Linked DNA regions of Homo sapiens: region 2 is linked to region 1. A link is a loop called in an ENCODE intact Hi-C map of the cell type or tissue named here. Cell type or tissue: dorsolateral prefrontal cortex. All regions are shown on one strand. Links, peaks and the distances in the headings refer to the core of each region. The heading gives the core; the rest is flanking DNA.

Evidence for each region. Hi-C counts contacts between places; a loop is a spot of excess contacts. Peaks named below come from ENCODE experiments on the same cell type or tissue, not always from the same donor. Only the 100,000 strongest peaks of a DNase experiment are listed, where the experiment ranks them.
Region 2: a loop joins it to region 1, with 11 times the contacts of the local background. A loop is called at or near these places in 3 of 110 quality-filtered maps.

Annotation. Positions count from the first base shown.
Region 1 is chr15:91,848,083-91,851,000 of GRCh38, reverse strand. No RefSeq gene overlaps it. Among named protein-coding and RNA genes, the nearest start is that of SLCO3A1, 4.2 kb to the left of the region's middle. In dorsolateral prefrontal cortex, for the core only: a CTCF peak has its summit at 1,147 (motif pointing left); no DNase peak of the experiment used is centred there; H3K4me3 peaks cover 1,050 bases; H3K27ac peaks cover 2,500 bases.
Region 2 is chr15:91,750,640-91,753,557 of GRCh38, reverse strand. No RefSeq gene overlaps it. Among named protein-coding and RNA genes, the nearest start is that of SLCO3A1, 100 kb to the left of the region's middle. In dorsolateral prefrontal cortex, for the core only: no CTCF peak of the experiment used is centred there; DNase peaks (open chromatin) are centred at 981 and 1,360; H3K27ac peaks cover 2,376 bases.

The sequences.
Region 1 (2,918 bases), core at 98-2,597:
AAGCAGCCATGAAAGTAATCCTGGTGCCTGAAGCCTAAAGAATCATCAAAGTCAGCCTCAGGGAAATCAGGCTGCGGCCTCACAACAGTCAGAAAGAAGGAATTTAACAAGTTCAACTCCCTTCCTTCTTTGCTCATCCTTTATTTACTTGTAGATCAGGGCTCCAGGGATGATAAGGTGGGTTTATGAGCACCAAGTGCTTCTGCTTGGCATTCCCCTAGCCCCGTATGCAGATAGAGGAAGCAGCAGAAAAATAGTAAACATCCTTGTATCTGTACAGCACGTTAATGCTTATGAAGTACTTCTATGTCCTGTATCTCAGCTGAAGCTTACAACAGGGAGAGCTGGTCTTATTAGCCCCTTTTTTTTCTCAAAAGAAACAACAGTAGGTGGATTTTGGGAGCTCACCGCCAGCAAGTGGCAGGAATTGAGTCTACATTTGCCACCCCAAATTGGTGGGAGTGAGAGGTGAAGCCAGCTGGACTTCCTGGGTCGGATGGGGACTTGGAGAACTTTTCTGTCTCACAAGAGCATTGTAAAATGCACCAATCAGCACTCTGTAGCTAGCTAGAGGTTTGTAAAATGCACCAATCAGTGCTCTGTAAAAACGCACCAATCGGTGCTCTGTAGCTAGCTAGAGGTTTGTAAAATGGACCAATCAGCACTCTGAAAAATGGACCAATCAGCAGGACATGAGTGGGGACAAATAAGGGAACAAAAGCTGCCCCACCCCCCCCCCCCCCCACGCTGTGGAAGCTTTGTTCTTTTGCTCTTCACAATAAATCTTGCTGCTACTCACTCTTTGGGTCCGTGCCACCTTTAAGAGCTGTAACACTCACCGCAAAGGTCCGCAGCTTCATTCTTGAAGTCAGCGAGACCACGAACCCACAGGAAGGAACCAACTCCTGACACGGGAGCAGGGAGGAGAAAGAAAGGGAGGTAGAGGGGGTTTAACCCTTCCATGAACTGCAGTGCCCCCTCCAACAAGCCTCTGAAATAGACGGTTAACACTCATGTGAGCAGGAAAGCCGACAACTTAAACCCCATTAAAGGCCTCAACTGGGCTTCCTTAAATGTTGCCTTGGAGAAATGCTGTAACCTCCACTTCCATGCTAGGGCCTTTTTCATTCATCTCTCCCTCTAGTGGTGGATGGTGAATTTAGGAAGAGGTTGGTATTATGAATGACTCTAGAACCTTTATGATTATTTTAGCCTCTCAACTACTTTCTGGACTAGATGACTTTTCAAGATGAAAATATTGCTAGCTAAGGCTGTGGTTCCGTGATTCCTTACTTTGTTGGCTACTAGAGGTATTCTAAACATTGAGAAGCCAAGTAATCTTAAAATCTGATGTGGGGAAGCAAAAAAGAAAGTGGGGTGACATGAGAAGATAAACTGGCTTTTGGTTCGTAAGATATTGATAAGCTATAGGTAAATGCTTAGTGATCAGGATTTGAAGAGCTTTCCTCCCTCATTTTAGAGAGGACTGTCTATTCATTTTGGTAGGAGAGAAGTGGGTTAACTATATGGTCGTGGGAAAAAACGACAATATCTTCCTCTGTTACTGGACTGTGAAAGATTTCCCAGCAAGCAGCCTCAGTGTAATTCAACACAATGAGAAATTGTTGTTCAAGTAATTCACGTGAAGCATCTTTTGCCAGCTTCAGTTTTGTTCACAGGCAAATACAAAGTTGAAGAATAAATGCAAAGAATGATTTCTGATTGTCACTGGGATGGAAAATGGATGCTTAGATTCTCACCCTGTGAATTTTTTTTTTTTTTTTCTGAAAATGCACCAATCCTATGTTGTGTCCAACCAAGGATAGAATTGGGGCTAGGCCAACTTATTTGGCTTGAAACTAATATTTGGGCTGAGTTGAAGCTTATTTTCTTTTTCTCAGAGTTTTTCTCTCCCCACCCCCATTTTCCAATTAGCCTGGTCCATATGCCTTTCTACCAAATAGCCTCCGTTTGCTACTTACTATATTCATAGTTTCATATTGTGAATTATATCTCTTAATTTGAATGTGCCCTAAAGCTCAGCAAAGAAGTGAAAATGATAAACATCAATGTAGATATACTTCTAAAAAATGGTGAATTCAACTGGAGAAACAGAAGAAAGAAAGAAGACCATTAATGGAAATAGAAAGAATTGATATGAGAAAACCAGGGTTTTAGGAATCTGTTATATTTATGGAAAATGAGTTTTGAGGTAAAGGAGAAAGAATAGAGATAATAAACATTTCCCAATATTAGTACATTTGGGGAGATCATCATTTGCTGCTTCTGTTGATATGCATATAAATAGAATTTGTTTATCCACATAGACTGTTAGCTTCTTAAGGGTATAGAAAGTGTTTTACTATAAAAATAAAGGATCGGCCAGGTGCAGTGGCTCATGCCTGTAATCCCAGCACTTTGGGAGGTCAAGGCAGTTGGATCACCTGAGGTCAGGAGGTCAAGACCAGCCTGGCCAACATGGGAAAAACCAGTCTCTACTAAAAAATACAAAAATTAGCCGGGCATGGTGGTGAGCACCTGTAATCCCAGCTACTCAGGAGGCTGAGGCAGGAGAATCGCTTGAGCCTGGGAGGCAGAGGTTGCGGTGAGCCGAGATCGTGCCATTGCACTCCAGCCTGGGCAACAGAGCGAGAGTCCGTCTCAAAATAATAATAACAATAATAATAAAAATAAAGGATCATTTGTTCTCAGTGACCACCAGGCCTCGTGCCAAGAAGCTTAATACCTCTGATTAGGACAGAAGAGATCCAGAAGGTGTCAATGTTCAGAAGGAGTCAATGTTTATAGAAAAGTTCCTTCCAGGCATTCCCCCCAGGGACCTCCTCTGCATCCTCTGTGCAACTACACACACACCCTTCTTGCAGCAAAAATTGTCCCCACGAGCCCCTTTCCTGGAC
Region 2 (2,918 bases), core at 197-2,696, 98 kb after region 1:
GGCAGGAGGATTGCTTGATGCTAGGAGTTTGAGAACAGTCTGGGAAAGAAAGCAAGACCCCCATGTCTACAAAAGATTTTTTAAAAAAATTAGCCAGGCATGGTGGTCCGTGCCTGTAGTCCCAGCTACTTGGGAGGCTGAGGCAGGGGAATTGCTTGAACCTGGGAGCGGAGATTGCAGCGAGCCGAGATTGCGCCCCTGCACTCCGTCTCAAAAAAAAAAAAAAAAAAGAGTTTCACCTGGGTGCAGTGGCTCACACCTGTAACCCCAGCACTTTGGGAGACTGAGGCGGGCAGATCATTTGAGGTCAGGAGTTCGAGACCAGCCTGTTGTCCCAGCTACTCAGGAGGCTGAGGCAGGAGAATCACTTGAACCCAGGAGGCGGAGGTTGCAGTGAACCGAGATTGCGCCACTGCACTCCAGCCTGGGTGAAAGAGCGAGACTACACTTCAAAAAAAAAAAAAAGAGCTTTAAAATATTTATTTTCATTTTCTACTCTTGGACTATACTTTGAATAGCACTGTGATTGGCAGGAGGGCTCAATTAATATGGGTTGGCTTGTGAGATTAGCCCCCTTTGCCACTCCTGACCCTAATTCTTCCTCTGTAAAATGAGATGAATAGCACGAACCCAGCCAGCTTCTTATGAGAGTCAAATGAGTCGATATGGGAGACAGCTCTTTGTAAACTCTGCCACGTTATCTAAATGCTAGGTTATTACTGTGATCTCCATATCCATTTCCCAGTCCTTGAAAATTATATAACAATACATGTAAAAGCTTTGCTCAACAAACGCGGGGTATTTTCTCATTATTACTGTTTTCTCTTTGTGTTTGTTTTCCTAGATCAAGCGTGCTCATCATTTTTTGTTCTGTTCTTATTTGCCAGCACTGCAACCCTATTGTAAGAGAATGTGAAAATGTCACTCTGTCTGCGGCTTTCAGCAAGGCCTCAAAGCCTTAGAAGAGGACAGTAGGTGGCAAGTTCCACCGCGTCCTTAGCAGGGCATGCTGAGAGATTGGAAAACCAGTTCTGCAAGCATTAGCCCTTCATCTGCTTCCAGGCTTAAGGAAGGCAGGAGAGGCTGATAGAAAGAGGGTTTCTTTGGATGCATTTTCAGGGTGCTGTACTCCAACCCCTGTCCCCTGTGTGAGTGTGGGTGGGAACTTATGGCTCACTGCAAGTCAACTGAGAGGGCTTTGAGGGGCCACCTGGGGAGTCTGGCATGTGCCCACTGGCATTTGGGGAACATAGAAATGTGTCTTACTATAGCCAACAGAATTCAAAAGGAAGCAGCTGTGACTGATGCCACCCTTATCAGATTATCAAGAACAAGGGTGATTGTTCTCCGGGGGCCAGATGTGGACTTGGTGAAAGGGACCAAAGAAGATGTCCTGGAGAGACAATGTGATCCCAGGAGAGGGGTGGGCCACTAGAAACCGAGAGGCTGAGGAGAGGGGCTTTGTTCTCAGGAGAGAGGCTTTGTTGTGTGTGTGTGTGCATGAGTGTACATGTGAGTGTGCATATGCATGAGTGTGTGAGTGAGTGTGTGTATGGATGAGTATGGTGTGTGTGCATGAGTTGTGTGTGTGTGTGTGTGTAGTAAGTTGGCAAGGACTCTTCAAAAGTGCCTGTGACAGCAAAACTCAGTAAATGTGTGCCTTCCACCTTCCATCCAAGACAGACCAAAGCCAGATGCCAACAGTACCAGCATGTAAGACTTATTTCCTCTTCCCCTGTTCCATCCCATCTTGGCCCTGCCAGGAACATTTAGAAACAGCATTCCAGGAACAGCAGAAACCAGGCACCCAGCCTGAAGCCAGCTTGAGGTGGGTGAGGAATTCGCAGTGTTTTGATAATTGCACTTTGTCTCACTGGAATTATGTAATTATTAGATTGGACTCTACGTTTTGATGCCAAAACAAAGATATTATTTGTTTATTAACCAAAAATGATTAAGAATTAGTAAGGGCATGTCTGATAAAATATTTTATCCCACAATGAGAAAAAAAAGTTGGGTTCGAAGGGACAAAGGGGAAAATAATTAAATCAATTCTTCTACCCCTCTTTTGAATTAAGCTCGTTCCGTGAACAGGTCTCATCATCATTTATTTTAGTTGCCTTCCTGGACTTTCTACAGCTACAGGAAGCATCCAGAGCTGAGGGCATATAGTCTAAGTGGTGGAGCTAGAACCCTGTGAGTCCTACAGGAGGAGATGGTTTCCAGCTCCTCTTACCAATGCCATCGAAAAGACTTGATCTTACTCCGATGACCAAGTGAGTCAGGATTGTACTCCCTCTGCGATAACCAACTGGCTTTAATAATTAAACACAGTGTAGCCACAACCACTACACCATATTACTGCCACCACTGCCACAGCAGCCACCAGCACCGCCATCACCATCACAGTTGCCAACAGCATCACCACAGCCTGCATTTCCATCGCCAGCACTACCAGAACTACTACCACCACCATCACTGCTCCCACCACCACCATCCCTACCACCACCACCTCCACCACTACTATGTCCACCACCATCCCTACCACCACCACCTCCACCACTACTATGTCCACCACCATCCCTACCACCACCACCTCCACCACTACTATGACCACCACCATCACTACCACCTCCACCTCCACCACTACTATGTCCACCACCATCCCTACCACCTCCACCTCCACCACTACTATGTCCACCACCATCCCTACCACCACCACCACCACCACTACTATGACCACCACCATCACTACCACCACCACCACCACCACCACTATGACCACCACCATCACTACCACCACCACCACCACCACTACTATGACCACCACCATCACTACCACCACCACCACCACCACTACTATGACCACCACCACCACCACCACCACCACCACCACCACCACCACGACCACCACCACC